Linked DNA regions of Homo sapiens: region 1 is linked to region 2. Evidence: chromatin loops called from intact Hi-C (ENCODE). Cell type or tissue: OCI-LY7. All regions are shown on one strand. Each heading gives the region's core, and the rest is flanking DNA. Links, peaks and the distances in the headings are about the cores only.

Region 1 (15,628 bases), core at 4,183-12,182, 330 kb before region 2:
CAATTACTTTTGTACCAACCTAATAGTTGACTCCACAGATGTGGAAACTACAAATACTTTCAACTTATATATATCACTATATTTGAAGAGAGTTTCTTATAGACAGCATATAGTTAGGTCATTTTTTTGAAGTCAATTCTGACAATCTCTGTTTTTTAATTGGCGTGTTTATATCATTTACATTTAATGTGACTATTGCTGTGATAAGCTTAAGTTTGCCCCTTTTTTTGTTTTATGTTTCTTCTCCTTTTTCATTTTTCTGTTTTTTTTTCTGCCTTTCTGTGAGTTGCTTGAACATTTTTTAGAATGCTAATGTTTTTGGGTATATCTCTTTGTATGACTTTTTTTTAGTGGTTGCTTTAGACATTGCAGTACATGTACATAACTTATCTAAATTGACTAGCGTCCACATTTACCAGTTCAAGTGAAGTGTAGAGACCTTATCATCTTTTATATCCTTTTGTCATTCTTGATTTATCATATTATTGTCTTAAACATTTTCTCTAGGTACATTGAGAACCACATTAGACAATTTTATAATTTTTGCTTCAACTGCCAAACTAATATAGAAAGCTCAAGAGAAAAAGGAAACACTATTGTATTTATCTGTATTTTTGCATTTTCTGTGCTCATTCTTCCCTCCTGAGGTTGCAAGATTTCTTCTTTAATCATTTTCTTTCTGTTGAGGGAACTTCATTTAATTATTCTCTTAGGACAGGTCTGCTGGTGAGAAATCATCTTAGTTTTTTTTTTTTTTAATCTGGGAATGTCTCGACTTCCTCTCCATTCATGAATAATATTTCTTTTTTACTGGATATAAAGTTCTGCATTGACAGGTCTTTTCTTTCAGTACTGAAAAATGTGCCAATTTCTTCTGGCTTTTTTAGTTTCTGATGAGAAATCTATAGTAATTTGGATGGTTTTTCTCTTATAAGCAACAAGTTACTTTTTTTCTGGCTGCTTTCAATATTTTTTTCTTGTCTTTAATTTTTAGAAATTTGACTGTAATGTATGTTGAAGTGGATTTCTTTGGGTTTATCCTGTTTGGGTTTGCTCAGCTTTCTGAATTTGTAGGTTTATGTCTCTTGCCAAATTTTGTTAGTTTTTAGCCATTATTTCTTCAAGTACCTTTTCAGCTGTATCCACTTCCTCCTCTCCTCCTGGGACTCTACTGACACAAATGTTTGATCTTTTGTTATGCAGTAGTCATCTCTTGGTATCCACAGGAGATTAGTTCCAGGACCCCTCTCGAATACCCAAATCCACCGATGTTCAAGTCCCTTAAATAAAATTGCATAGTATTTGCATCTAACCTAGGTGCATCCTTCTATATACTTTAAATCATCCCTAGATTACTTATAATACCTAATACTATGTAAAATGTCATACAATATAATACCTAATACAATATTAATAGCTTTATACTGCATTGTTATTTATTTGTATTATTTTTATTATTGTATCATTTTTTATTTTTTTTCCCCCAAATATTTTCAATCTATGGTTGGTTGAATCCATGGATGAGGAATCCATGGATACAGAGGGCCAACTGTATTTCCCAGGCTCCTGATGTTCTGTTCATTATTTTTAGTTTATTTTCTCTCTAATCAATTTGAGTAGTTTCTATTGTTTTGTCTTCAAGTTCATGGATTCTTTTCTGTGTCTTCTCCATGCTGCTGTTGAGCCCATCCATTGAGGTTTTATTTTGGTTATTGTGTTTTTTGGTTCTAATATTTCCATTTGATTTTTCCTTATAGCTTCCTTATAGCTTTGGTAGTATTTTCTGTTTCTTTGCTGTTATTTTCAATTTTTAAAAATTTGTTGCATGTTCTTAACTGCTTATTGAAATATTTTTGTAATGACTACTTAAAAATCCTTATTAAATAATTCTAACATCTGTGTCATTTTGGTGTTGACATCTGTTAATAGTCTTTTTTCATTTATTTTGAGATCTTCCTGGTTCTTGGTATGAGGAGTGATTTTGAATAAAACCTAGGAATTTTGATATTATGTTATGAGACTCTGGGTCTTACTTAAAATTTGTGTTTTAGCAGGCTTTCTCTGACACTACTCTAGTGGATGAAAGAAACCACCATGGCTAGGAGGGGCATTAGTGCCTCTTTTCTACACCCTACATGGTCTCCACTGCCATTATGTATGTATGTGTGTTGGGTGAAGGGGTGGCCTTGTTCTCTCCAATGATACCACCCCAGTGGGGAGAAGGAGCACCTTTTTATACATGGATTGGGTGAAAATCTAAGCTCCCCATGAGGTCTCCACTGACACCTTGGTGGTGGTGGGGCACCTTGTTTCTCTGGGTGGGATGAAAGTTCAAGCTCTCTCTCAGCCTTCTTTGACACCTCCCTAGCAAGGCTAGGGTGGGGGTTGGGGTGGCTTGTTGCAGCCTGATGAGGGTGGATGTTTAGGTTCCCCACTTGGCCTCTGTGGGTCCACTGGAGGGCTTTGAGGTGTGGCAAGATCGGATTGTAGTTTTAGAAAGTTCACCCTGATTGCCTTATGAAAAATATTAATAGCTCAGGCATGGGGTGGATCAGAGGGTGGAGCAGGAGAGCAGTGAAAAGGCTATGGTAAGATCCAGGGTCAGATATGGTGGCTGGGAGGAGGACAGTGGAAGCCAGAGTGGTGGTAAGAAGTGAGACTCCATATCTACGGCAAAGGTTGAGTTGGCAGCATTTACCAAGGGACTGGATGTGGATGTGTGAGGAAGATAGGAGAGGAAGTGGACTGACTGAGCCAATGTGGGGTGAGAGCAATGGTTGATTTGGAAGTTGCTTTTTTTTTTCTTTTTTTTAAGTAAGAGAAAGTTAAAGCATTTTCATTTGTTTTTAATGGGAGCAAGATGTTCAGGGAGCCATCTTCTCACAGGGAGCAGGAGAGCAGGATAGAGCCCTGGGTGGGGGAACAGGCAAGATGCTTATGAAGTCATTTGTGCAGCTGCGTGATCTTGGACAACTGCTCCGGTTCATTTAGTTACTTAGATCTGTAAGCCTTCGTTTTTATCATCTGGAAAATGGCAATAAAAGGGGAATCAGCCTCATAGGTAATCCTCTGTGAGAATTAAAAGAGGTGAAGGATACACTGAACATAGTGCCTGATGCCTACAAAGAGAGCCATGATGTTCTTTCTCTTCGCAATGGAAGTAGGATGGAGCTGCCGATTCTGCTCCCTGATCCTGGACCACGGCTCCACCCTTGTCCTGGTGTTGACATCCCTTCAGGGGTAGGGGCATGGGCTCTAATCCACATCTTTGCCTCTGATTTTGCAGCCTGCTGAAGGGCCTTCACCTGATCTGGCAGGTGCTGTGAACACCCTGAAAGCTGTTGAGGGTCCAACAAGATCACCCTTGGTGTGGACCGACCTGGGCACTATTGACAGTTTGAATCAGATAATTCTTTGTTGTGGAGGGCTGCTCTACATACAGTAGGGTGTTGAACAGCATCTTTGGCCTTTATCCACTAGTTGCCAGTAGCACCTTTCCCCCATGTGACAATCAAAAAATGCCCCTGGACATTGTCAGATGCCTCCCAAGGAGCAAAATTACACTGATTTGAGAACCACCAGTGCAGACTGATTACTGAGGTGTAGTGACTGGGGGATGGCAGAGGAGAGGGCCCTTTGTGACCTTGGATGGGGCCCAGGGTGGGAGTTTTCTGCCCTTTAGAGGGAGCTTCAGGTTGTTCCTCTTGGCCATCTTCACACAGAAAAGGTCACAGGGCCTTTGTCTCAGGGCTGTGGTGTGCTCTGGAATGGGGAGCAGGATAGGAGTGTGGCTGCTGTTCCCTGCTCTTCCCTCCTTTCCCCAACTACACCTTGACCTCCATCCCATTCTCCTCCTGCCCCTGCTGGTCCCCCATGGCTAGCCATGGGGCAAGTGTTGCAGGATGAAAAGGTCAGAGAAGTTCCAGAGCCATCATCAGAGAGGAGAGGGCCTCTATGCAGTCCTTCCACTGAAGCATCCATTTGTAAATAAGGAATAGCTCAAGAATTGGGCTTTAGAGTCATTGGAACTGCAGGCAGTGCCCGTCACTGCCATTTCCTAGTTGTATGCCCTCAAGGGCAAGTAACTTCTCCTCTGGGCCTCAATTTCCTCATCTGTAAACTGGGATAATTACATCCCTGCCTAATAAGGCTGCAGTGAGGCTAAAATGCCCTGATGGATATAAAGCATTTAACAGAGTGTCTGCTACATAAATATTAGCTATCATCATCATCATCGTCATCAAAAACAATCATATGTGAAAGTACTTGGTGGATTGTGGGGCTCTATACACATGGTAGTTGTAGAAAGGAGGTGTTCTGTTGAGAGACTCAGGGTGTCTTAATGCTGTGCATATTATTTAGTAACCAATCAGATGCATGTTCCCAGCCTTAGAAACTGTCACATGACAGTCTTAGGACTACCAAGGCATAGGACAGGCAGGGAGAAAGGAAAGACAATATCATCTACTTTGCTAACAACATACTTCCTTGGAGGAGAATGGGCTGAAGGGAACATGAAGTGTGTTATTAAATAAATTTTCAGTCATTTCTTCAGAAGGGTAAGGCATTCAGAGAAGGAAGGGCACCCTTGAAGATGGAAAACATTTATCATGAGGATGTCCAAACTTGATACTTGCCCTGCATAGATCTGAGCCCCCATCTCCCCAGTGTCCATCACACCTCAGGAGATACTTCTCAATGTCTAAGCGAGACACGGTGTCACTTTAACCCAATTCCACAGACCCTGTGGCCATAGCTCAGTTGCTTGAGAACAAACTAGGAGAAGCAGCTGCCAGCTGAAAGTTACAGGTTGCTTCCATTAACCCGCCAATGACTACACTTGACACAGAAGAATGGGTCTCAACCTCCCACGTCTGGTGATAGATTGAAGAAGTTCAATTTGCTTGAAGTTACACTTGGTGGGAACTTTATTACCACATCTGTCTTGACAATCTTCTGTTCTGTCTGCTTGCATGTTCCTGGAGAAGCTTTGAACTGCAGAGTCAAGTCTCTGCTTTCTTTGAGCTCCCGAATTCTCAGAGGTGACCAAGAAATGGCTATTCTCAGATTGGGGTGGTCTTATCCTGGCATTGATTGGAGAACTTCACAGGGTAATGTAGTGGGGTAGTCTCCTTAGTCACATGGCCTGTGGATTGGTCCCTCTCTCTGGGTTGACACTCTGAGGCCACATTTACCCTGACAAGCCAATTTAATGCATTCAGCTTGAATAGGGGTTCATTCAAATCAGGAGAACAATTTGTTTGTGAGTGGAGGGGGGCAGGGGGAGGGGTAGATTGAAAAATTGTTATTCCAATAATTTTTTCTTGGTTGCTAGTAAGAAAAACCCAATGCACACTGCAGTAAATAAAAATTTACTGGGATTGTGCATGTCTTTTGCAGCAACATGGATGGAACTGGAGGCCATTATCATTAGTGAATTGACTCAGAACTAGAAAGTCAAAAACCACATGTTCTCACTGATAGGTGGGACTTAATGGCCACACACAGGCATATAGAGGGGGATAGGAGACATGGAGACTCCAAAAGTTAGGAGGGTGGGAAGAGGGTAAGAGATGACATACTACCTATTGGGGACACCATGTGGGTGATGGGTACACTAAAAGCCCAGACTTTATCACTATGCAGTGTTTCCATGTAACACAAGTGCACTTGTACCTCCAAATCCATAAAAATAAAAGATTTTTTAAAACGAGATTATGTTATAACAACACAAAGGAATTGTAAGTAATTCAAAGATACTCAGTTACTGTGGGCCCTCATGTGGGAGAGGAAGCAGGATTGGAAAGGGCCACGTCCAGAGGCTGCCATCTTTTTCACTTTTCTCCCAGTCATACCTCATGGCTGAAGATGGCTCTCCTATAACCTGGAGAGTTTACATGTCTCCCTTCTAGCCAGTCTCAGGGACCAAGACAAATATACTCCAGCTTCAATTCTAACCTCCATCCCAAGGCCAATAATGTGGTCAGGGGTGGAGTTAAGTATGACTAACGAGGCTGCCGGGGTCTTTCCCCTTGGGTTGGGAGAAGTAGCTCTCACAGAAAGGGGCTTTTAGTGAGTTTGGTAGACACCTGTTTCAGTTATGTATTATTGTTTAGGAAACTAACCCAAAACTTAGTAGCTTAAAATGACTGCCAACTTTGTCATTTCTTATGATTCAGTGAGTTAAGAATTTGCACAGAGCATAGTGGGATTGGTTTGTCTCTGTTCCACTTGATGTCCATGGGGGCTGGAACAGCCACAATGTCTTTTTCACTCACTGTCTGTAGCTCAGCTAGAAGGTACCCAGGGCTGCAATAAGTCCTGGGTATGGGGCTTGTTGTCTCAAGGCATCTCTCTTCATAATAACCTCTCCATCTGGAGTCTCTAGCAGGGTAGCTCGACTTCTTATATGGTGGCACTAGGCTCCCAGGAGGTTAAAAGCAGCAGCTTTAAAACGTTCTGGAAGCTGAGGCCAAGAATTGGCATGGTATCACTTTCCCTGCATTTTATTGGTTAAAGCAGGTTGCAGTCTCAGTCCAGATTCAAGAGGAGGGAACTACACAAAGGCCTGAATATGAGGAGGTGTGGTTCATTGGGGATCACTAAGGTAGTAGATTACCCGTATAACTCAAGAGCTTCCACTACAGCAAATGATCAGGTTGACTTTATTTAATTAACTAGCTGAAGGTGAAGATGTACACGTATTAAATACAGCTAACTTCACTGACCATGGAGAAAAGCACTAATCTTCAGCCTTATCCTTAGTCCAGAAGGCAAATCCCCACCTCGAAATAAACTTGTGAAATGATACTGAGTTACTGAACGTTGATTCCTCCCTTATCTCGGTTAAGCCTTCACACCTTGTTGGTGGATTGTTTCCATTACTTCCTAAGTGGCCTGCCCCATTCCAGCATTTCTTTGTTGTAATCTGTCCTCTACCCTGCTTCCAGGCTAATCTTTCTAGAATGGTACTTTTATTGTGTCATTCTCCTGCCCTAAAACTTTCAATGATTTCCTTGTATCTACCAATGAAATCTAAAATTTTTTTTTTTTTTTTTTGAGACTCTCACTCTGTTGCCCAGGCTGGAGTGCAGTGGCATGATCTCAGCTCACTGCAAGCTCCGCCTCCCGGGTTCATGCCATTCTCCTGCCTCAGCCTCCCGAATAGCTGGGACTACAGGCGCCCGCCACCACGCCCGGCTAATTTTTGTATTTTTAGTAGAGACTGGGTTTCACTGTGTTAGCCAGGTCTCAATCTCCTGACCTCATGATCTGCCCACCTCGGCCTCCCAAAGTGCTGGGATTACAGGCGTGAGCCACTGCGCCTGGTCAAAATCTAAAGTCTTAACCTGGCTTTCTATGGTTTCTGTAGTCTGGTTCCGACCAACCATTCCAAAGTTATGGCCCATTGTGCTTAGACTCAAAATCAGTCTTCCAGCCACTGCAATTTTCTCTCTGGTCCTCATTCTGGCGCTACCCCTTTGCTCGCCCTGATCCCCTTACCTGGAATGTCCTTCCTCTCTCAGCTGCACCCTTATTAGCCCCTCTCACAAGGCTTTGCAGGTCCTTGTTTTCCCTGCCACTCCTGGCCACAAGGACCTCACCTTTTACAATCCCCTCAAGAGAACCCTGGATTTTAGCATAATTACAGTCATGCATCAATGACTGACCAGCTTCTCATAAGGTGATTTTAATGGAGCTGAAAAATTCAGCTATGACCTAGTGACATTGTAGTTGTTGTGAATGTCTAGCAGAATGCATTACTAAGGTGTTTATAGTCATGCTGGAATAAACAAACCTACTGCACTGCCAGTTATATGAAAGTCTAACATACACAATTATGTATAGTACATAGTACTTGATAATGATAATAAATGGCATTGTTACTGGTTTATTTACTATATTATACTTTTTATTGTTATTTTAGAGTATATTTCTTCTACTTATAAAAAAGCAGTTAACTGTAAAACTGCCTCAGGCAAGTCTTTCAGAAGGTATTTCAAAAAAAGGCATTGTCGTCATAGAGACGACAGCTCCATGCATGTTATTGCACCTGAATACCTTCAAGTGGGACAAGATGTGGAGGTGGAAGACAGTGATATTGATGATCCTGACCCTGTGCTGGCCTAGGCTGATGTGTGTGTTAGTGTCTTAGTTTTTGTTATTAATGTTTTTTAAGAGATGGTGTATTAGTCCGTTTTCACACAACTGACAAAGACAAACCCAAGACTGGGCAATTTATAAAGAAAAAGAATTTTAGTGGACTCACAGTTCCACGTGGCTGGGGAGGCCTCAAAATCATGGCGGAAGGCAAAAGGTACATCTTACATGGTGGCAGACAAGAGAAAATGAGAGCCAAGTGAAAGGGGTTTCTCCTTATAAAACCATCAGATCTCATGAGACTTGTTTACTACCACAAGAACAGTATGGGGGAAACCACCCCCATGATCCAATTATCTCCCACCAGGTCCCTCTCACAACACATAGGAATTATAGGAGCTACAATTCCAGATAAGATTTGGGTGGGGACACAGCCAAACCATATCATTCCATCCCTGGCCCCTCCCAAATCACATGTCCTCACATTTCAAAACTAATCATACGTTCCCAACAGTTCCCCAAAGTCTTAACTCATTTCAGCATTAACTCAGAAGTCCATAGTTCAAAGTCTCGTTTGAGACAAGGCAAGTCCTTTCTGCCTACGAGCCTGTAAAATCAAAAGCAAGTTAGTTACTTCCTAGATACAATGGGGGTACAGGCATTGGGTAAATACAGCTCCTCCAAATGGGAGAAATTGGCCAAGACAAAGGGGCTACTGGCCCCATGCAAGTCTGAAATCCAGCAGGGCAGTCAAATATTAAAGCTCCAAAATGATCTCCTTTGACTCCATGTCTCATATCCATATCATGCTGATGCAAGAGATGGGCTCCCACAGTCTTGGACAGCTCTGCCTCTGTGGCTTTGCAGGGTACAGCCTCTCTCCCGGCTGCTTTCACAGGCTGCCATTGAGTGTCTGTGGCTTTTCCAGGTGCACAGTGCAAGCTGTTGCTGGATCTACCATTCTGGGGTCTGGAGGACTGTGACCCTCTTCTCACAGCTCCACTAGGTGGTGCCCCAGTAGGGACTCTGTGTGGGGACTCTAACCCCACATTTCCCTTCTGCACTGCCCTAGCAGAGGTTCTCCATGAAAGCCCCGCCCCTGCAGCAAACTTCTGCCTGGACTTCCAGGACATCCGTTTCCATACATCCTCTGAAATCTAGGCAGAGGTTCCCTAACCTCAATTCTTGACTTCTGTGCACCTGCAGGCTCAACACCATGTGGAAGCTGCTAAGGCTTGGGGCTTGCATCCTCTGAAGCTATGGCCTGAGCTGTATCTTGGCCCCTTTTAGCCATGGCTAGAGTGGCTGGGACGCATGACACCAAGTCCCTAGGCTGCACACAACAGGGGGGCCTCGGGCCTGGCCCATGAAACCATATTTTCTTCCTAGGCCTCCAGGCCTGTGATGGGAGGGGCTGCCACAAAGGTCTCTGACATGCCCTGGAGACATTTTCTGCATTATTTTGGTGATTAACATTTGGCTCCTAGTTACTTATGCAAATTTCTGCAGCCAGCTTGAATTTCTCCTCAGAAAATGGTTTTTTCTTTTCTATTTCATCATCAGGCTGCACATTTTTCAAACTTTTATGCTCTGTTTTCCTTTTAAAACTGAATGCTTTTAACAGTACCCAAGTCACTTCTTGAATGCTTTGCTGCTTAGAAATTTCTTCCACCAGATTCCCTAAATCATCTCCCTCAAGTTCAAAGTTCTACAAATCTCCAGGGCAGGGGCAAAATGCCACCAGTCGCTTTGCTAAAACAGCAAGAGTCACCTTTACTCCAGTTCACAAGTTCCTCATCTCCATCTGAGACCACCTCAGCCTGGATTTCATTGTCCGTATCATTATCAGCATTTTGGTCAAAGCCTTTTAAGTCACTAGGAAGTTCCAAAGCTTCCCACATTTTCTTGTCTTCTTCTGAGCCCTCCAAATCATTCCAACCTCTGCCTGTTACCCAGCTCCAAAGTTGCTTCCATGTTTTCGGGTATCTTTACAGCAGCACCCACCTTACCAGTACCAATTTACTGTATTAGTCTGTTTTCACGCTGCTGATAAAGATATACGTGAAAATGGATACTTTATAAAGAAAAAGAAGTTTAATGGACTCACAGTTCCACTTGGCTGGGGAGGCCTCACAATTGTGGTGGAAGGCAAAAGCCACGTCTTACATGGCGGCAGACAAGAGATAATGAGACAGTTCTCTCTGTCACCCAGGCTGGAGTGCAGCAGCGTGATCATAGCTCACTGCAGCTGCAAACTCCTGGGCTCAAGGGATCCTCCTGCCTCCTGAGTAGCTGGGAGTAGAGGCCTATGCCACTAAGCCCAACTAATTAAAACAAAATTTTTTTAGAGACGGGGGTCTTGTTTTCCAGGCTGATCTTGAAATGGCCTCAAGTAATCCTTCCACCTCAGCCTCCCAAGTAACTGGGATTACAGGTGTGAGTCACTGCACCCTGCTCTGTCTTAGTTTTTAACAGCATATTTTTTACAAAGGAAAAAAAAAAGCCAGATGTGGTGGCTCATACCTGTAATCCCAGCACTTTTGGAGACCAAGGCAGGTAGATTGCTTGAGTCCTGGAGTTTGAGACCAGCCTGGGCAACATGATAAAACTCTGTCTCTACCAAAAATACAAAAAATTAGCGAGGCATGGTGGTGCACACCTGTATTCCCAGCTATTCGGGAGGCTGAGCTAGTGAGGATTAACCGAGCCTGTGAGGTTGAAGCTGCAGTGAGCTGTGATTGTGCCACTGAATTCCAGCCTGGGTGACAAAGTGAGATCCTGTCTCAAAACAAAAACAAAAACAAAAACAAGAAAAAAAGAAAAAAAATTAAAGTAGAAAAAAGCTTATAGAGTAATAATATAAAGGAAATATTTTTCTATAGCTGTACAATATGTTTGTATTTAAAGCTATGTTATTACAAAAATATCAAAGTTCTTAAAATAGAATTAAAACGTTTATAAAGTAAAAAGGTTACATAAGCTAAGATTAATTTATTATTGACGAAATAAAATAAAAATAAGTTTTTATAAATTTAGTGTAGCCTAAGTGTATGGTGTTTAAACATCTACAGTAGTGTACCATAATGTCCTAGGCCTTCACATGCACTCTTCACTCACTCACTGACACTCACTCAGAGCAACTTCCAGTCCTGCAAGCTCCAATCTTGGTCAGCGATCTATACATGTGTACCTTTTAAATATCTTTTATATGGTATTTTTACTGCACCTTTTCTATGTTTGAATATATTTATATGCACAAATACTTACCATTGTGCTATAATTGCCCACAGTATTCAGTACGGTAACATGCTGTACAGGTTTGTAGTGTAGGAGCACTAAGCACTAGTCTATCCCATATAGCCTAGGTGTGTAGTAGCACATCTAGGTTTGTGTAAGTTCACTCTGTGATGTTTGCACAGTGACACATTTCTCAGAATGTATCTCCATGGTTAAGCAAATCATGACTATATATTCACTTTGGGAGTTCAAAGGAATTTAGCAGGGATAATTGAGTCTGTAGGAATCCCTTCAGTGACAGAAGTGGATGGGTTATCTAGTTCTTAAACTTGTGAGTTGCAGAGTTGAACTAGCAGGGTTGAGTCTTAGCTTTGTCAGTTATTAGTCATTAGCCTTGGTTTTCCTCTTCTGAAATCGGTGATGATATCAGTACATACTTAGAAGATGAAATGAGTCTACACCTGTCAAGCCGGTACCAAAGAGCTTGGAAAAAAGTAAACACTTGAGGACAGGTCACTGTGTTCATCCCATTGTCACCTACTTCCAGCCTCTGCTTGAGAGATGGCTATCTCAGTTTTCCTGGATGCTCATTCCTTAGTTTGGTAGCCTGAAGTATTAGAAAGTTCTTCATTTATGGAGCTGCAATTTGTCTATTTCTACCTCAAAGTCATTGGTCCTTGTTTTGTCCTCTGATATGACACAAGAATCAGTAAAATCTCTTCTCTGTAAGATGGTTTCTCAAATATTGAAGGTGGTGCTATGGTGTGAATGTTTGTGTCCCCCCTAAAATTTATATGCTGAAGCCTAATACCCATTGTGCTTGTATTAAGAAGAGGGGCCTTTGGGAGGTGAGTAGGTCATGCATGGGCTTAATGCCCTTATAAACGAGACCTAGGGGAGCTTCTTTACCCAGTTCTACCATGTAAGGACACAGTGAGAAGGCGCCATCCGTAAGAAACAGGCCCTCATATAACACAGAATCTCCTAGCTCCTTAATCTTAGATTTCCCATCTTCCAGAACTGTGAGAAATAAATGTGTGTTATTTATAAACCACCAAGTTTATGGTATTTTTGTTATAGCAGCCTGACTAGACTAAGACAGGTGGCTATTATGTCCCCATGAAATCTCTTCTCTAGGTATAACTCTCTGTTTCCTGCCCTCATTCCTCAAATGCATGGTTTTGAGAGCCTTGGTCTTTGGTTTGAGTGAAACATTGGTTGGAACAATACCCTGCCACTCATTCCTTTGGAATTTAAAACTTATTGGTCTATCTTCAGCTGCCGATAGAACACATCAGCACACCAGGTACCCCTTGATGACAAGAATCTCTCCGTACCAAAAAAGGACAAAGTGTCAATTTTAGAATACAATGTAATGGACACACAGCCCATCTAATCCTCCGGGAATTCTAAATTCTACTTTTTCTATCATGTTTTACAGGTCATCAGAGAGCAACATGCCCAAATCACGTGAGCATATGCTCTTACAGGATGTTTTTTCTGAGTTATGTTGAAAATCCATTTCTCATTCTTTTCATATGAAAGCAGTGCTATCAAATCGTGTTTGCTGTTTTTATAAAGTCATTTGTGCCAACTCTGTCTTCTTTTTGTCCCTACAGTTCCCCTGGGAATCTGTCTGTGACTACGGAGACCTCACACCATGAGAAGGGACTATACCCCCTTGGCCCATGCACCTGTTAGGCTCCCTCACCTGACCATTAGAGAGCACCTTGACAGAGAGCTGTTAGGGGCTGCCCATCCTCTGTGTGTCTGATGATCAAAGTAAAGAACTCTAGTTTGTCTTAGTTTTTAAACTCCTTAAAGTTTTTCTAAGGGTAGCTTCAGGCAGAGGGAAAGGAAATGTTTTCATAGATCTGCTGGGCATTTGGGGATTTTGAATTTCTTTGGAATTCAGAGACCTTAGCATTTTGTGGTATCCCATCCCCTTTGGGTATCTTTATGTTATGCGGGTTCCCATTTGCTTTCCTCTGTGTAGCTAATTAAGCACTTCATGCATTAGTTGCATAGAGGCTAATTACGACAGATGATGTTTTAGCTATGGCACCTGTATGTAGAGCTCCCTGTAGACAAGATGGCCTGTTTGTTTTTGCAGAGACCAAACAATCTTAATTTTGAGAATACCAAAATGAAATGGAAGACATTTTTGCACACACAGTGAGGAAATAGTGGAAGACGCTGGCAATCCACAGCCAAGTCCAGTAGCCAAAGGGTTTCCAGAAGGACTCTGACATTTCTTCCTAAGGAACCCATTGGCTGTGGTCCTTTAGGAATTCTAAATGCCTTAACTGAAATATTTGTTAATATTATAGAAAAGAAGTATTAGTCCATTTTCACGCTGTGATAAAGACATACCTGAGACTGGGCAATTTACAAAATAAGGAGGTTTAATGGACTTACAGTTCCACATGGCTGGGGAGGCCTCACAATCATGGCAGAAGGCAAGGAGGAGAAAGTCACGTCTTACATAGATGGAGGCAGACAGAGAGCTTGTGTGGGAAACTTCCATTTTTAAAACCATCAGATCTCGTAAGACTTATTCACTATCACTATAACAGGATGGGAAACACCCACCCCCATAATATAATTACCTCCCACTGGGATGTGGGAATTGTGGGCGTTACAATTCAAGATGACATTTGGGTGGGGACACAGCCAAACCATATCAGAAATCCACAATTATTTTGATAGAGAAAAACTCTTTGATGCAGTGCAAAGGGTAGCCTTGGTAGGTGCCCCCCATCCAGCTCAGTCCCAGCCCCTTGTGAGCCCCCACCCTGCTCACTCTCCCCCTCCTCGAAGACTCATTTGTCACCATTGTGTGGGTGTCATGTTCGGTGATGAAGTGCATTCTCGCTCTTTGCCTTGGCAGCTGTGTGCAGGAACAGGCATGGCCACAGAGGTGAGAGGGAGGCTGGGCTTCTCATTGCTCAAGGCTCATGAATCATGTCAGGCGGGTTGGTAACCTGAACCCATCTCACCCCTTGCCACAGACCTCCATGACATTCCTTCCAACTTAATTTCAGCCTAAGGGATGCTTTTAAGAAGATTTTAGAGCACGAAAAGATCTCTTCAAAAGAATTGTAGTTGCATTAAAAAGTAATTATCAGAGCTTAGGGGTATAGATCTGCTGCCATATTTTACGTAGAGAGTAATTCATCTCCCAGACCCTGAAACATCATTACATAATAGGTTAAGGACACCAACCCAGGTGATACTGGGAAAAAGGTAGTAAAATCACCAAACCCCTGGAAATGATGAGCAATATGATTATGACAAAATAGCTCTGCCCTCCCGCTACAGCAGTTTCCAATATAACACAATTTAAAAATAGCACATCCTCAATGAGCCCATGCATAAAAGTGTGGGCAAATGCAGTTTATCTGGGACCCCCAGGCTAAATGTGATATTTATCTTTGAAAGACTTGGCCTTTTTGGCATAAAGAACCAGATATTATAATGAGAAAAAAGATGACATGTTTCCAAGTGTCCATGTCATATACAGCACTGTGCCAAGTATTCACATGTGTTATTTGAGTCTTACAGTAAACTAATAAAGGTGACTATTGCTATTTATTCCTATTCTACAGTTGAGGAGTCTGTGAGAATCAGAATGTTTTTGGTTGTAGATAACAGGAAACAACTCCAATTGGCTTAAACAAGAATGTATTGTTTCAAGTAACTCAAAGATCCAAAGTGAATGGTAGGCTTGAGTCAGAAAGTCAACAGTGATATCACAGACCCAGTTTCTTTTTGTGTCTCTGCTTTCTAGAAGTGCCACTTCATCCTTTCATGGTTCCAAGATGGCTGCCAGAAGCGCCCAGGACACCATGCTTCCTTGCTTACATCCAGTGAGATGTTTTTGTCCCAACATTTCTTTGAGTCCTTGTGATTGGATTAGCTTAGGTCACATGGTTATGGTGGAATCAGTGACATGGTCTGGGTGATGGAATGAGTTGATTGACTTAATTTAGATCACTTGTGCTACCCCTGGAGCTGATCGTTAGAGTCATTATTTGATATGGTTTGACTCTGTGTTCCCACCTAAATCTCATCTCAAATTGCAAACCCCACGTGTTGAGGGAGAGACCTGATGGTTGGTGATTGGATCATGTTGATGGTTTCCCCCATGCTGTTCTCAAAAGATCTGGTGGTCTTAAAAGTGTGGCACGTCCCGTCTCTCGCTCTTTCCTGCTGCAATGTAAGACACGCCTTGCTTCCCCTTTGCCTTCCTCCATGATTGTAAGTTTCCTGAGGCCTCCCCAGCCATGTG
Region 2 (15,628 bases), core at 4,032-12,031:
CTGTCGGCCTCCTGTGTGGCAGGCATCATCCTAGCACTAGGGAACAAGAGAAATCCCCTGCCATAGTTAAAAATCGTTCAAACAATCGACTATAGATGTATCATTTCTGAAAGTGAAACACTGTGACTGAAGCTAAGCTGGATGGGGTTCGAGGTGATGACAGGGCTGGGGTTAGACAAGACTTGTCCCAACAGTGATGTTTGAGCAGAGACCGGAAGGATGTACAAGAGTGAGCCACGCCATGTTCCGAGGGGAGAGCATGCCAGGCAGGGATGGGGAGGATCAGCCGGGCAAAGGCCATGCAGAGGGAAGGAATGAGCTTGGCAGTTTCAGGGAGCAGCAAGGAGCCCTGACCTGCAGCCAGGTGAGCAAGGGAAGGGGAGCAGAGGAGGAGGAGAGTGACAGGGCCATCGTACAGGCCATCAGAAGGAATGGGAATGTTATTCTAAGTGCCTTGACATTGGGAGGTCACTGGGAGGTTTTGACCACAAGGGTGGCGTGAGCTGACTTGGCTTCCTAAAAGTCATTCTGGCTGCTGGGTGGAGAGTTAATCCAGGGACAAGGACAGAAACAGAGTTCAGGAAGGAGCGCAAGTCTACAAAATACACTGCCCTGTTTCCCGAGAAGACAGAAACGTTCTCAGGAGGCCCCTAGGTTTCCATGGCTTCTTCTTGCCTCCCCTTGGGTTGGCAATGGTAACGTTGACCGTTTCACAGCCGCCTTATCTGTGCCCAGAGCTGTGTGCCCATTCTGTCCTCAAGGTACCCCACTTCCTGTAGGAGGTAGGTGATCTCATACTCCCATTTCCATGACTGACTCAGCCATGTCACACAGCTGGTGAATGGTGGCTGAGCCCACATCCAATGGCTGTCTGGCCCCAAAGCCACTCTGCTCTCTTGACTCTCAGATTTTTTTTTTTTTTTTTTGAGACGGAGTCTCACTCTGTCGCCCAGGCTGGAGTGCAGTGGCATGATCTCGGCTCACTGCAAGCTCCACCTCCTGGGTTCACGCCATTCTCCGGCCTCAGCCTCCAGAGTAGCTGGGACTACAGGCGCCCGCCACCATGCCCAGCTATTTTTTTTTTTTTTTTGCATTTTTAGAGGGACGGGGTTTCACTGTGTTAGCCAGGATGGTCTCGATCTCCTGACCTCATGATCTGCCCGCCTCAGCCTCCCAAAGTGCTGGGATTACAGGCGTGAGCCACCGCGCCCGGCTGACTCTCAGATTTTTAAAAAGCCCCCACACTGCATGTGCCTTCGCCCCATGACAAGGCAAATCTGCAGCCACAGCTGCATGTCCCCTTCACAGTGTGGTCCTCTCTTGAAGATGCCCCACATTTGCCACCATGTTTGTCCCTTGAAGCCCTCCAGGATCTACAGGTGACCAAGAGCCTGCTGTCTGGTTATGGAAGGTCTCAGCTTTGGTTGTGTCAGTGAATGAAGACCAGGACAGTCACAGTTGTATGAGGAGGCTGGGGGCATCCCTTACAGTCCCTTTGAGGGAGGTGCAGTCCTTGTAGCTGGATGACCATAGAGAACCAGCTTCTCTGCTGAACCAGGTAAGTGCTGTAGATGAGGCCACCAGGCTGTTGGCCACCTTGAAGGGCACTGCAGGGAGGGAGTGCTTCTGTCAGTGTGTGGAGGCAGAGATAAGGCTCGGACAGTGGCAGGACTTCAGGGATATTTGTTGTGACTGTGTCACACAGCCAGAGCCACCTCCCCCAACCTTGGAGGCTGCTGACTCTGCCCCACCCTTCACTACACACCCAGCAGAATAGAGCGGTCACTGGCCAAAGGCTCAGGGGCTTCGAGGAAACTTAGCCTCTGTGGCCAACACCTGGCTCTCTGGATCAGCCATGGCTTAGCTCCTGTCCCAAAAAACACTCTGTACCTCTGAAAAGTGCTATAGGCCTGGCCCCTCAAGGCCCGGAAGCCCCAGGAAAGGCCTCCATGGGTGGAGCAGGGGCTGGTGTCAAGCAGGCGCTCTGCAGAGGCACAGATCTCTGCATGATTGATGCTGGAAAGGCCAAGCTTTCACAGGATACCCTCAATTTTACTCAGGCCCACAAAGCCCTTGGGGTTGTGCCTCGATTTTACTCTCGATTTTACTCAGGCCCACAAAGCCAGTGGGGCTGGCTGCCTCAGTGGCCGCAGTTCCTCACCGATTTCAGTGCCCACGCTTACTGCTCTGTGACAGAAGTTTCCCACATTGAAGAGGTGGAGCCTGTTTCCTACCTGAGAATCTGGACTGGCCTCAGGACTTGCTTTGACCAATAGCCAGTGGCAGGTGTGAGGGTGTACTCGTTCTGAGCCTAGCTCTCAAGAGGATGTTCATAGTCTGCCTGCTCTCTCTTGCACCACTGGTGTGCTGCAGTAGCCTTCGATGAGACCAGCCTACACCAGCCAACAGCCAAACACCCTTGGATTCACAACCAAACTCATCCAAAATCAGTTGAGTCCAGAGGAGATCTCCCAACCCTCAGCCTTGACTCATGGCTATAAATAATAAATGATTATCATTTTAAGCCACTGGATTTTGGGATTGGCTGTTATGCAGCAATAGCTGATGCACCTGTGAACTTACCCACCCACTTCCAACACTTAATAATGGTTTGAGGGATGACAAATGCTGGGGTTTGCTACTGACAACATTCATATGCATCATGATCATAATCATCTTATTAACACCATGTATTGGGCATCATCAGCTTCCCGCAGCCCCGTGCTAGAGACTTTACATATAGCATATGCTTGGACCTTCCCAACCACACTGGGAGGCAGGTATTATTCCTCCACATTTGACAGGTGATGAAACTGAGATGCAGAGAAGTTAACTAATTTGCCTGAGGTCACACGGACAACAAGTAGCAGTCACAGAATTCAGACCGTTCCTGTCTGCCTCATGCAAATGAAATATTCTCATGAAAAATATATTCAGAGAGCACCGTGCAGCCCCAGCTCCCTCCCCCCAGGTCCCAAGCTTCCTCCTGACTTTGGATCTTGGGAATCTAACTGGGGACCAGCGGGCAGTGCATGCAATGGCTTCAGTGCCATCAAAACCAGCATCTTTTACTTTAAACAGCCGAGGCAGCAGAATCGCTTGAACCCGGGAAGTGGTGGTTCCAGTGAGCTGAGATTGCGCCACTGCTCTCCAGCCTGGGTGACAGAGAGAGACTCCATCTCAAAATAATAAATAAATAAAATGCTTAGTCCCTTAGCTTCTGATCAGAAGAGCTGCCCAACTTGATCTCTGGAGAGCTCACATGAACTGACTTCTTTCCCAGGGAGCCGTCCTGATTCAAAATCCAGGCATAAGCCAGGAGTGGTTCCCCTTGAGTGACTCAGAGTTTCAGAGAGAGGGTGTGCATAGGTCTGGTTAACCTAATGTGCACAATAAAAATTTTTATTAAAAAGAAACGAAGAAGCTGAGGAGATGGCAATTGGCCATGGAAGGGCATTATTTTTTATTGGAATTAGGATTCTTTGATTTAAAAAATACATAAACCCTCAATTTTCTTTCTCTCACTTGGCTTAGCAGCCTGTGAAAAGTTTCCAAAGGCAATTTCAATATTGGCGGAGAGAACATCTCTGGACTTGCTCGCTTTTCCTGAACTGTCTGTTCTGAGAATTCAAGTCACAGCCACCCAGACTCCCAGCATGTGCGCCCTCTCGCCAGGGCCCCGGGGCCGTATCCTTACACTTGAGGCCAAATATCCATCCCAACACTTGCCTCTGTGTTCTCCTCCACATGCTCTTAGGGTTTTGCCAAGACAGACTGAATTTTATTTTAACAAATAGGTTTCTAGAGGTTTCGATTGAAAGGTAAAATTCCTGTGGTTCGTGAAGAGGCAACAAGCTCATGGATGTGATGATTGCTCTGCATAACTGAGGATTCTGGTTATCCGAGAGCCTCTATGAACTCAAGGGGAATGATCCTTAGATCAGAGCTGACTCCTTGTCAGGTAGCTTTTAATAAGTTGCGTGCTGTGCGCATTTTCTGGGTCATCTCATTTAATTTTCACAACAGCCCTTTGAGGCAGGTTTTTTATAATTTCTATTTCACAGAGGCAGAAGTGGAGACCCAGTAATGTTGAGTAACTTAAATTCAACCAGCAAACATTTATTGAATATCTACGTGTGTCAGGCACTGTCTTGGGCACAGGGGATACCACAGGATTGAAACTGACAAGGCAAAACTGCCCACGATCACAGAGCTGGGGGAGGCAGCCTCAGGATGAAAGTGTATGGGACTCCCAGGTATGAGCTCTGACCTGTTGTACTGAATCCCTGCTCAAGGCCACATCAAGGATTTTGAATAAAATAAACGACGGCACCCGGGGCACTTTTAGAACTGGCAAAGTGCACCTGGAGTTAAGCACCCACCTTTTGCACCTTCTCAGTTGTTTTGAATAAGATTCCAATTCATAAAAATGCATCTGACATTTGTTGAGCCCCAACCGTGGGCCAGGTGGACTTTGCTGCCTTCTCATGGTGGATTATTTTGGCAGTTCCTCAAGACAGATGCACCTTTTGCAGATGAGGAAATTGGACTTGGAGAAGTGACCTGATTTGCCCAGGGATGCTCAGTGGGCAGGTGGAATGGGGGCTTGGACCAGAACCAAGCACACTGGCTGCCTTCTGTGGGTTGTGCCCTGCTCCTGCCAACCTGGGTCTTGAATCTGCTTGGAAGTACAGTTGGCAGTAACTCACCCAGGGGTGTAATCCTCTCTCCCACATAAGACATCTGGCTGGGGGAGAAGGAGGGTGATCACTCTGCTCCGTCATCGCATTCCATCATTTACCGCTTCAAACTGTCCTGTTTAAACCTCTTCTCTTCCTACCCAGAGATGGACCTCCACATTTACTTCAAGGGCTGATGAGCAAACCACCGTCTCCACCTGCCTCCTGCGCAGGTGCCCCAGGGGCTTGCACTGTCCCCATGCACTCACTACGTACTCACGGGGAGACACTCCTGGGGCACCCAGCACCTGCCCAGTGCAGTGCCTGTCCAGGGCTGGGGTCAGGGACCGAGATACCTTTGCAGAATAGTGCTTGGTTTGAGTTGTCCCCAGGTACAGAGGGAGGTCAGGAGACAGGAGAATGGCAGGAGGGAGGCTGGCGAGGAGCCAGGGCCTGGTCCAGGGCTGGTGCCAACCTCAGAGTGTGAACCGCATGCTGTGGGCCTTTGGAGGCTTAGAAGCCATGGGGGAAGTGACCCAGGCCTCTGCTGATTCCAGGTTCCCAAAGACACAGCTGACAAGCCTCACCCTGAAAGGGGCTTCTTTGAGGGTTGAGAAGAACAAAGCGGGAGGAACTGTTTTGTCTTCGTGGCTGAAAAGATTTGCAGCCCCAAAGGAGCAGCAATGCACAGCTCATCCGAGAAAGCATAAACCGCTGAGAACATTCTCCCCTTCCGAGGGTCCTTTGAAAATGAACAAGCCCCAGTGTACCGGAAACACAGTGCAGACCCCTGGATGCCACCTTGTAAACAGGGCCGGGGGCATGTCCAGCTCTGCTCTACAACAATCGCCCTGTGTTGTGGGGGAGTGTGGACAGACCCCATGCTCCCGTTCACTGGAAGGCAAGCGAGAGTTAAGTTTCCTGGACTTCTTCTGAGCACCATTATCCGGGGGTAGCGGGCGTAGCCTCCAGAGCCTTGGCCTGTGCAGGTGTTTGCCCCGCACTTGACACTCCCCAACCGGGTGACGTCTCAGGTGTCCGAGGGGGAACTCCATTCCTGCAGCCCCACCAGGCTCGCCGAAAGCCTGGGCACCAGCATGCCTCGGGGAGGGCTGAGCCCCAGGCCCGGGAAGGGGTGCCTAGCTGACCCTGGCGTGTGTGTCCTCCTGGCTCACCTGGGGCACCCTGCCTCCCTGTTGGTGTTGTTCTGTCCAGCTCTGTGACCGCCCCACTCTCAACAATGAGGCGGCCTGTGGTCCTCACTGGCCAAATGGACTCTCCTCTGGGAGTTTGAATCTGTAGCAGCCACCCAGAGAAGGAGGGTGGGTGGACTCCCAGGAGCTCCCAGCCCTCTGAAGCCCAGTTTCATCATGGACTATCCAGTATCCTCCCAACATTTGCCTTAAGTTTCCACCAAGAATCTTAAATGGAACAGAAGATTTGGGGCAATGACATCCACCAGGGTGTCTCTCAGAAACATGCTGATGGGACCATGGAGGGCCTCATGGAGGCGGGGTCTTTTCCTCTGGGCTCTGACAGATAAAGGCATTGAGAGGTGAAGTAGGGAGGGGGTAACGCTGCTGCCAGGTGGGAAGATGGGGCCCCAGCAGTTGCTGGCTCCTCCGTGCAGTCCCCTGACCTCCTGCCAGAAGGGGGGCAAGGGGGGAGCCCTCCTGAGCCAGGGGCCATGCTTGGTGTGTCTCCTTTGACTGAAGTCACAGGACTGTTCCACCCAGAACAGCAGGGTTGGGGGAGCCTGGGCACCAGCATGTCTTGGGAGGGCTGAGCCCCAGGCCAGGGCAGGGGTGCCCCATGTCACCATCCCTCAGCCCAGCATGGCAGACTGACCATTTGCCTCAGTTTCTCTAATGCCATCTGCTCTTCACCTGAGTCAAGGGGATAAACAATTTAGAAAAACAAAGCCCCCGAAAAATGCAATCTCAGCATTAGGCATGGTGTTATAATAGAGACAGCATACAAGAGACTGAATTCTAGAAGCTGCAATCAACAGGCCGACTCCCTCCCCAGGGGCATCAGGGGCTGCCGGGGGTATCTTGGGCCCACTTACGCACGGGCATTTCAGGGGTCACAGGAGGTGAAAAAGCAGGCTTGGCTTCAGGTTTAAGGACCAAGAGAGACTCACCATGCTGTTGCCCCAAATGGTCACTTTCAAACCCACCAGTGTCCTCCAAAAAAGCTGCTTATATTTTTAAACACCAGGGTCAAATGTTTTAACAATAAATTCTTGTCCCGCAGTGAATAATTTGCTTTAGTTTCTGTGGGATTAGTAGTCATGGAAAGCTAGAGCTTTCCTTGCCTGTACTAACTGTCACTTCTGATGCACTAAGGACAGGATTAGGTACAGCCAGATGACATTTATATACAACAATTTTTCTGCTAATAAAATACCCTACAGATTCTTATGCAGCCCCAGCTTCACATGTCAGAGACTGAAAATAGCTCTAATCCTGACTCTCCCTCCACCCCCAGAATGAGAAGAGCATCTTTTTAACCCCCATTTAACAGTAGAGGAAGCCGAGGTTCAGAGATGGCAGCAGGGAGATCCCTGACTCCCATGGCCAGCCGAACAGGGACTGAAACCCAGGTCTACCCTCGGGGAGGTGACAGGCACCCTCCCACCCTCCTCCCTCTTTCCTTTGAAGGTTCAGTTCCAGATCTTGCCCTGGGTTGAAGCAAGAGATAGTTAAAAAAAAAAAAAAAAAAAAGAGTAAGATGAGGCCTCACCATTCCCAGAACACACTTAGCTTACATTTTCAGGTGTTGGAAGCCCCGGAGCCTCACAGGGGACCACGCCCACTGCCAGGAGCTGCAGCGATTCCCCTTTTGTGGTCAGGGAGGCCGTGGAGCCCTGGGTGACCCTGTGACTTCCCAGGCTGCAGGTGGGATTGAGCCAGGCACTGCGCACGCAGCACTGTGAGCCGCTGGCCCAGGCCAGGCTCCAGAGATGGGAGCTCCGCGGGTTCACAGTCGTCTGTGACAGCAGAGCTGAGGGGAGGACGCAGACCCTGGCCTGACCTTGGGCTACCTCTCAGGGTTAGGCCACTGCCTCTGCTGCAGACCCAGGCGGCGCCCAAAGCCTGGGCGTCCCTCCGCTGCAGTGAAAGGGAAAAGAAAACCGGGCTGCGGTAATGCCTGGAGCCAAAATCTCAGGGAGAAGCCCAGCTCCCGACACCTACCCTCTTAAAGTGCAGTTGGATTGAATGAGGCTAAAGGAAGTAACAGGAACCCCGGCCTGGAGGAAGGAGCACGTGCTATGGGCCTCAGAGGGTGGCAGAGGAGGTCTGCAGGGGCGAGAATCTCGGACAGAGCCGAGGCACAGGTGAGCGGTGCCCGGCACAGCAGCCTGGTAGATGGGATCGGGGCGGACAGCGGGGGAGAGCGGAGAGGGGTCCGCCTGGGTTCACACCCCAACACCCACCAGGAGCCCCTGGGAACCAGTCAGGCCCCCAGCCCAATCCCAGTTTCCCCAGGCCACTGCTGGAACAAAAAGCCTCACTGCAGACAATGGGCCCTTTCTGTAGATGCCCGCTCGGGGCTGGGCACAATCGCCGATTCATAAGCCAGGCAAGGCCCCACAATACCCAGGCTGTGTCCAAGAAGGACACCGACGGGAACTCGGAGAGGCCAGTGTCTTTGGTGGGGAAAGGCTGCTCCCTGGTGGTCCACAGGGGCAGTGCGCATGACCAGGGCTCCCAGACTTCAGGCAAGGATGATGGCGGAGAGACACGGCTTAGAAGTCATCCCACCATATGGACGGGGAAACTGAGGCCCAGAGACATGCAGAGACTTGGCTCGGACTGTTTTCTTCAATGTGAGATAGGATTTGAAGGGGGAAAGTGAAGGAGTTATTTCACCTGATGTGTTAAGTGCGGAGTGAGGTAGGTGGGATTTAGAGGGGAAAGCGAAGAAGGAGTTATTTCACTCAAAGTGCGGAGTGACGAAGATGAAGGAACACGAGGTAGCCGGGCAGTGGGTGCTGAGTTGGCTGACACTGGCTTCCTTCCAGAGCGCAGGGGTGCATCCTTCCGAACCTCGCATTCAGTGACGTCACCTTGGTGATTTGAAGTAGGCCCTGGTGGAAGTATTTACACCATGGACATCAGCAAATGCAACCAAGACCTCCCGCTACCCTGGAGAGCTGGGTTTAAGACATTTGCCAGCACACCACTGCCCAGGGACCAGTCTCAGCTCCAGAGCTGTGGGTTATTGGTAAAGGATGTGATTTCATTGAGCCTCAGTTTCTGTATCTGTAAAGCAGGAATCTATCACTTATGAAATATCCTGTGCAGGCACAATCTTAGGTGTGGAGGATACAATACAACGTAAGTAAGATAAAAGTATCCACCTGTGTGGAGCTTGTATTTTGGTGGGGAGACAAACAAGGGAACTATAATGATATGTCATGTCATAATACATGCAATGATGACAAAGCCAGGTGAAAAGGCGATGATGGTCATTAAGTTCAAGATGGGGAGGGGTTGGGGTGAGGGCTGGCCTGTCTGAGGAGGGGCATTTGCAGTGCTGGAGCAAGCCATGGAGGACAGGAATTGCTCCAGTCAGAGGAACAGCAAGGACAAGGGGCCCAAGACGGCATGTACTAGAGGCTCCACGCATAGAAAAAGCCAGCCATCCCCAGCGCTGTAACTGAGTGGCCAGTGGTGGGAGGTGAGGTCACAGACGCGGAGGGGGCATACATGGGGTGAGCGTTTCAGTCTCAAAGTATGGACAGCCCCAGGGGCTTTTGCAGAACAAAGTGATAAGATCTGATTTGCCATTTAAAATAATCCTTCTGAGTTCCTGTGGGGTAAAAGACTGGAGAGGAGGGTGTGTGAGGTGGGGCCAGGAGCCCAGGGAGCTAGGTCGGGGCCCCTCTGCTAAGTGAACAGGGGAGAACAGTGCCTTGTGGTTTCCTGACATTTAAAGTGGAGGCTTTAAGGTACATGGGTGCCTCACATCTTCAGGCATTCCAGACGCCGCTTCCTCCCGCTCCTGATTGTACAATAACCTTTACCCTCTGTGGGGTATCATTCTGTGTGCATTCATCCTCATCTGGGTCATGTCTCCCACTTACTTGGTGACGACCTGGGGCTTAGAGATACTGTGGAGCCTGCTCAGGGGACACAGCCAGTGAGCAGACACTCAGTCTCTCAGGTTCCAGGCCAGTGGGGCGTGGTCTTGGAGGGTCTGGCTGGTCAGAGTCCCTAATCAGCACCCAGCTCTGGGCTTCCTTTCCACACCTCCCATGCCTCTCTCCATGCAGCTCTTTCCCCAGCTACTGAGACCTTCTGGGCCCTTTCCCTCATCACCGCTCCCTGCCTAGGACCCTTCCAACTTCCTCAATTTCCAACAGGAGTGAATAATCAGGAGGCTTCCTCCTGGGGGATGCCTTTACCTGGATGGGCCTGCCTCAGGCTGTTCTACCTGAATCCATTAACTCCTGAACCATAAACCACAAATTCCCCAGGGCAGGAGTCGTGTTCATCTCTGTGGACTTGAGGGTCTGGCCCTGAGTAGCGGCTTGCACGTGTTGTTAGCAATAATGACAGCTGGGCTTATGATGCAGGTACTGTGTCACGCAAGGTGCTGAGTGCTTTACCTGTGGTGTCTTATTTGACCTTCACAAGCACCCTGAGAGGAAGTTAAGGATATTATCCTTTTCAGCACTGGGTACGTTATTTGTTGGGGACAATGCAAGATAAAAATGTGGAGCCCCTTGTTAAAGATTGTTAAGAATTATTAACAAATTATTTAAAATTTATTAAGAATTTCAACAGCAGAGCATTCAAGCAAGCATGGGTCCATCTAAGTATGACTGTGCAGGTTGAATGCCTATGAAGTAAACTCTGTCCCCATTTTAAGATGAAGAAACTGAGGCTCAAGGAGGTTAAGTAATGTCCCTGGGGGTCATGCAACTAGGAAACAGCAAAGTTGAGATCTGTGTTCTTTATTACAGTCTTTGTAATAGTTAATTTTATGCATCAACTTGACTGGATCACAGTGTGCCCAGATATTTGATCAAACATTATTCTGAGTGTTTCCGTGACAATGTTTTTGGATACAATCAACATTTATTTAATTGGTTGAAGACCTGAATAGAACAAAGAGTTCAATTCTCTCAAGTAAGAGAATTCCTCCTGTCTGACTACTTCAGAATTGGGACATTGGCTTTTTCCTGCCTCTACACTACAACTACACCATCAAGCCTTCAGACATGGAAAGGAACCACACTATTGGCTCTCCTCGGTCTTCAGCTTGCCAACTCAATGCAGATCTTTGCATTTGTCAGCCTTATAACCATGTGAGCTAATTCCCTAAAATAAATGTCCTCATTTAAATGTATTTCCTATTGCTGTTTCTCTAGAGAACTCTAATACAACCCCATACAAAAGTACACCACACTAGAAGAATTGGGTTAAATCGAATTACAAAAAAAAGAAGAAGATTAAACTCATATGCTCATAATTTGGGACTTTCATGTTTGTAATTATCTGCTAAATTCCCTCAATGGCCCATTTCATAGAAGAGCAGAACTCCATGGCTCCTAAGACTCTATGTGCCCCTCAGTCTGTTGCCACCAGGCCTCTTCTCTTGCAACTCTCATGCTCATTGACACATTCCAGCCATGCTGGCCTCCTTGATACTCCTCAACAGGCCAGGCAGGTCCTGCCTCAGGGCCTTTGCATGTGCTGTGCCTCTGCTTGGACTGCTCTTCTCCCACATCTCCACATGGCTGCCTCCCTCCCTCCCATCTTTACTAAGCTGCTGCCTTCCTTGGGAGCTCATTCTGGCCTCTCCATCTCATATGCTCCACCCCTTCACCAGGCTCCCCATCCCCCCTGCCGCCTAGCTCTTATCACCACCTGAGAGGACAGATTTCACTTCTTTTTCTTGTTATTTGTAAGCTCTATCTCCAAGACCTAGAACAGCGGTAAACATGGGAAGTAATTATTTGTGCATAATTAAACAGTTGAGGAAGGGACCTTGGCCCAAACTGATGATGCTGTTTCGAGTGTGCACCCTTCTGCTGGCCCATATCTGCTGGCCCAGCCTGGAGACCAGGAAGCTGCCCAAGGTGATTGAGTCACTCGAACAGCTGCCCCTGCCAGGGAAGGAATGTGCCAGATTCCACTCCCCCAGCATCCTCCAGGGCCCCAGTACTGGAAGGCAAGGCTGCCTCCAGGTCCTGATAATCATAGACTCCTGAGAACTAAAGACCAGCCTGGCTCTGGGAAGAGTCTTAGACCCCTACACACCTGGGGATGTTCTAAGGTCTTTCTAGCTACAAAAGAGTCCGTCTCCTATGTCCTATGAAAGACCCTCCCCAAGGGCTGTAGGACTTTGAGGGTGGGTTTTTAGCTTCCTGGTCTAGCGCTGCCCATGCCAAAGGACCTTGATCTTGTTCTCCAAGAAACACTGGACCAGTCCTTTTCAGTAGGCCCAGGTACTCGCTCCTCTGTGTCTGGGAGACCTGGGCCTCGCCCCTTGGACCCAAAATGGCAAGAAGAGGCAGCTCTGCAGTGCCTTTGATGTTGCAATGTCATCTTACCGGCAGTCCCTGTAGACATGCAGTATTGGCCTGCACCATCAACTCCTGCCTGCCAAAGGGCATGTGGCTTGGGACTGGTTTGCAGGCACTGAGCCTATGATGGGACATTGGGCTCGGTCTCCTTGTTGGGTCTGTTTTCCCAGACCATACTCCAAGTTTCTGAGTCCCCCTACTCATTCTGTCTGTCCTGCCCTTCCTGGCTCTGTGGTCGCTGGAGAGGAGAGGGCACGCCTCAGAATGCCAGCACCAGAGGGGCCTGCAGGATCTTCCAGCCCACAGGAATCCCAGGCCCCAAGAAGCAAAGTGACCAGCCAGAAGCCCCAGGGCCAGCGCTGGGCAGGCTGGACCCCCGAGTGACTGGGTCATAACACTCCTCTGCTCTCCGTACCTTCTACTGTCCATGAGGGGAGGTATGAGGTCAGGAGTTTTCAAAAGTGTTGTTTAAGCAGCTGAACATTTTTATTCAAAGTAAAACTAACATGAAAGCGAATCTACAAATCAGATATGATGGTTAATTTTATGTGTCAACTTGACTGGGTTAAGGGATGCTCAGCTGGCTGGTAAAATACTTTCTGGGTGCATCTATGCGGGTGTTTCCAGAAGAGATTCGCAGGTGAATCAGTGGACAGAGTAAGGCAGCTCCACCTTCAGCTCAGGCAGCATCCTACACGTTGAGGGCCCAGACAGAACAAAAAAGGCAGAGGAAAAGTAAGTTCTCTCTCTTCCGAAGTTCAGGTATCCACCTTCTCCTGGCCCCAGACATCAGAGCTCTAGGACCTTGGGCCTTCAGACTCCAAGACTTACACCAGTGGCCCCAGTTTTCAGGCTTCTGACAGAGTTGCATCATTGGCTTCAGACCCAGCTGAATTCCACACCAATTTCCTGGTTCTCCAGCCTACAGATGGCAGATTAAGGGATTCCTCGGCCTCCATGAGCACATGAGCCAATTTCCATAATAAGTCTCCTCTTATGTGTCTGTAGTTGACCCTTGAACAACACAAGTTTAAAGGGCATAGGTCCACTTACTTGCAGATTTTTTTTCGACAAATATATTGAAAAAATTTTTGGAGAATTTACGACAATGTGAAAAAACTGGAAGATAAACCACATAGCCTAGAAATATTGGAAAAAATAAGAAAAAGTGGCCAGGTACAGTGTGGCTCATGCCTGTAATCCCAGCACTTCGGGAGGCTGAGGTGGGACAATTACTTGAGTCCAGGAGTTTGAGACCAGGTTGGGCAATGTGATGAAACCCTGTCTCTACAAAAAATACAAGAATTAGCTGAGTGTGGTGGCACATGCCTGTAGTAGCCACAGCTACTTGGGAGGCTAAGGAGGGAGAACCACTTGAGCCCAGGAGGTCAAGGCTGTAGTGTGCTGTGATCGCGCCAGTGCATTCCAGCCTGGGTGACAGAGCAAGACCCTGTCTTTAAAACAAACAAAAAAAAAAATCAGATAAAGTGAGGTATGTATTAGTCAGGGTTCTCTAGAGGGACAGAATAGGATAGATGTATATATAAAGGGGAGTTTATTAAGGAGTATTGACTCACACGATCACAAGGTGAGGTCTGACAATAGGCCGTCTGAAAACTGAGGAGCAAGGAAGCCAGTCCAAGTCCCAAAACCTCAAAAGTAGGAAAGCCAACAGTGCAGCCTTCAGCCGATGGTTGAAGGTCCAAGAGTCCCAAAGCTGAAGAACTTGGAGGCCAATGTTTGAGGGCAGGAAGCATCTAGCATGGGAGAAAGATGTAGGCCAGGAGACTCGGCCTTTAGAATGTGGAGACTCTAGTCTTTCCACATTCTTCTGCCTGCTTTTATCCTAGCCACACTGGCAGCTGATTAGATGGTGCCCACCCAGATTGAGGGTGGGTCTGCCTCTCCCACTCCACTGACTCAAATGTTAATCTCCTCTGGCAACACCCTCACAGACACACAATACTTTGCATCCTTCAATCCAATCAAGTTGACACTCATATTAACCATCACAGGTATATTAATGTATAAAATATATGTAGATGCTAGGCTATTTATGTATTAATCAACTGTCTATGTTATTGAGAAGACTTCTGGTTGGCAGTAGGCTATTAGTAGTTAAGCTTTTGGGAAGTCAAAAGTTATATGCAGATTTTTAACTGCAAGAGGGATTGGTGCCCCTCACCCTGGAGTTGTTCAAAGGTCAACCTTGTATATATTCTGTGGTTATGTTCCTGTGGAGAACCCTGAGTAATATACCAGATAATGGTAAATGATCATAAAAGAGCCCAATGAATTTGGTGGATGCTATGTGCCGGACACTGTCGAGTCCTCCTTACTGCCACCCCATGCATGGGGACCATCATTATCCCCATTCTAGAGAGAGACAGGAAAGCCCAAAGTGGCAAGAAACTTGCCCAAGAGCACAGAAGCAAAGCTGGGGTCCTAACACAGTCAAATGATTCCCTTCGAGGGGCTGGCTTTCCTGAAATCATGGGGGAGGGGCTACCCTGGAACCGCCCCCACCATGGCAGCTCCGAGGTCCTCAGAACATAGTTTGAAAGCCCCCCGTCCTGCCCCACCCCACCACCCTCCAGCACTGTCCTGTGTCATCTCACCAGCTTAGCTCTGCAAAGGAAACCCTCTCTGCTTGCGTTTTAAATTCTGTGTGTGACATCAGATCGTGTGCATTCTTCCACCATGAGGTTTTTTTCACTCAGCATTGTTGATGAGATTTATCTGAGTTGACACGTGTAGTTCTGGTTCCAGCATTTTTACTGCTGTATAGTATTCCATTATATGACATTTCCACATTGTACCCATTCTCTTGGGTAAAGGTTGATTTTTAAAAGTTGACATTGATAAAATCCCTAATAGCTCTTTTCAGCTCCATATAGGGTGTCTTTTTCTCCCCGCCAGCTCTGCCAGCACCTTCTATGCCCTGCACACTCCTAATGACCATAATTCCTGATCCCCACCTGTCATCTCATCCCCACTGAGGGAGGTGGCCTCTGGACAGAGGGGAGGCAAACCTTCCCCACCTGGGCAGCACCTGGCCAACTGCCTGTAGGGTTGGAGGACTTGGTGCATTTGCCCACCTAGGGACAAAACGCAAGGCTGAGGCCAGGGCAACGCATTCTCTGCGCCCTGTAGGAAGTCAAGGGAGGCCTCCCTCCCTGCAGCTGACATTTAGGGCATCTCTTTGAAAGGCAGAGGGTGGCTGAGGTGCTATGCTCTTCCCTGACAGGCAGCGAGAGCATTATTTCCCCACGATGAGCTAAGTATGGTGTTGCTGCCATCCTGGAGGTTGGGTGGGAAGGGCTGGGGATGAAGAAATAAGCTGACAGTCATGGTTTCTAAAGCAAACACATGAAAGTTTATCAACAAGAGAATGGATAATTTGCGAGTT

Evidence for each region. Hi-C counts contacts between places; a loop is a spot of excess contacts. Peaks named below come from ENCODE experiments on the same cell type or tissue, not always from the same donor. Only the 100,000 strongest peaks of a DNase experiment are listed, where the experiment ranks them.
Region 1: a loop joins it to region 2, with 4 times the contacts of the local background. A loop is called at or near these places in 2 of 110 quality-filtered maps.

The regions. Positions count from the first base shown.
Region 1 is chr10:123,216,161-123,231,788 of GRCh38, forward strand. No RefSeq gene overlaps it. Among named protein-coding and RNA genes, the nearest start is that of BUB3, 70 kb to the left of the region's middle. RefSeq lists enhancers at 6,174-6,253, 8,863-9,364. In OCI-LY7, for the core only: CTCF peaks have their summits at 9,121 (motif pointing right) and 9,325; no DNase peak of the experiment used is centred there.
Region 2 is chr10:123,551,175-123,566,802 of GRCh38, forward strand. It overlaps LINC02641 (long intergenic non-protein coding RNA 2641), which reads left to right. Exons shown (of 12, transcript XR_007062326.1): 10 at 1,363-1,558; 11 at 5,237-9,022; 12 at 10,654-11,039. LOC105378530 (a long non-coding RNA gene) reads right to left here and starts at 7,516. Exons shown (of 3, transcript XR_946395.3): 1 at 7,450-7,516. RefSeq lists enhancers at 1-256, 2,530-2,589, 7,173-7,891. In OCI-LY7, for the core only: CTCF peaks have their summits at 8,364 (motif pointing left) and 8,564; a DNase peak (open chromatin) is centred at 8,327.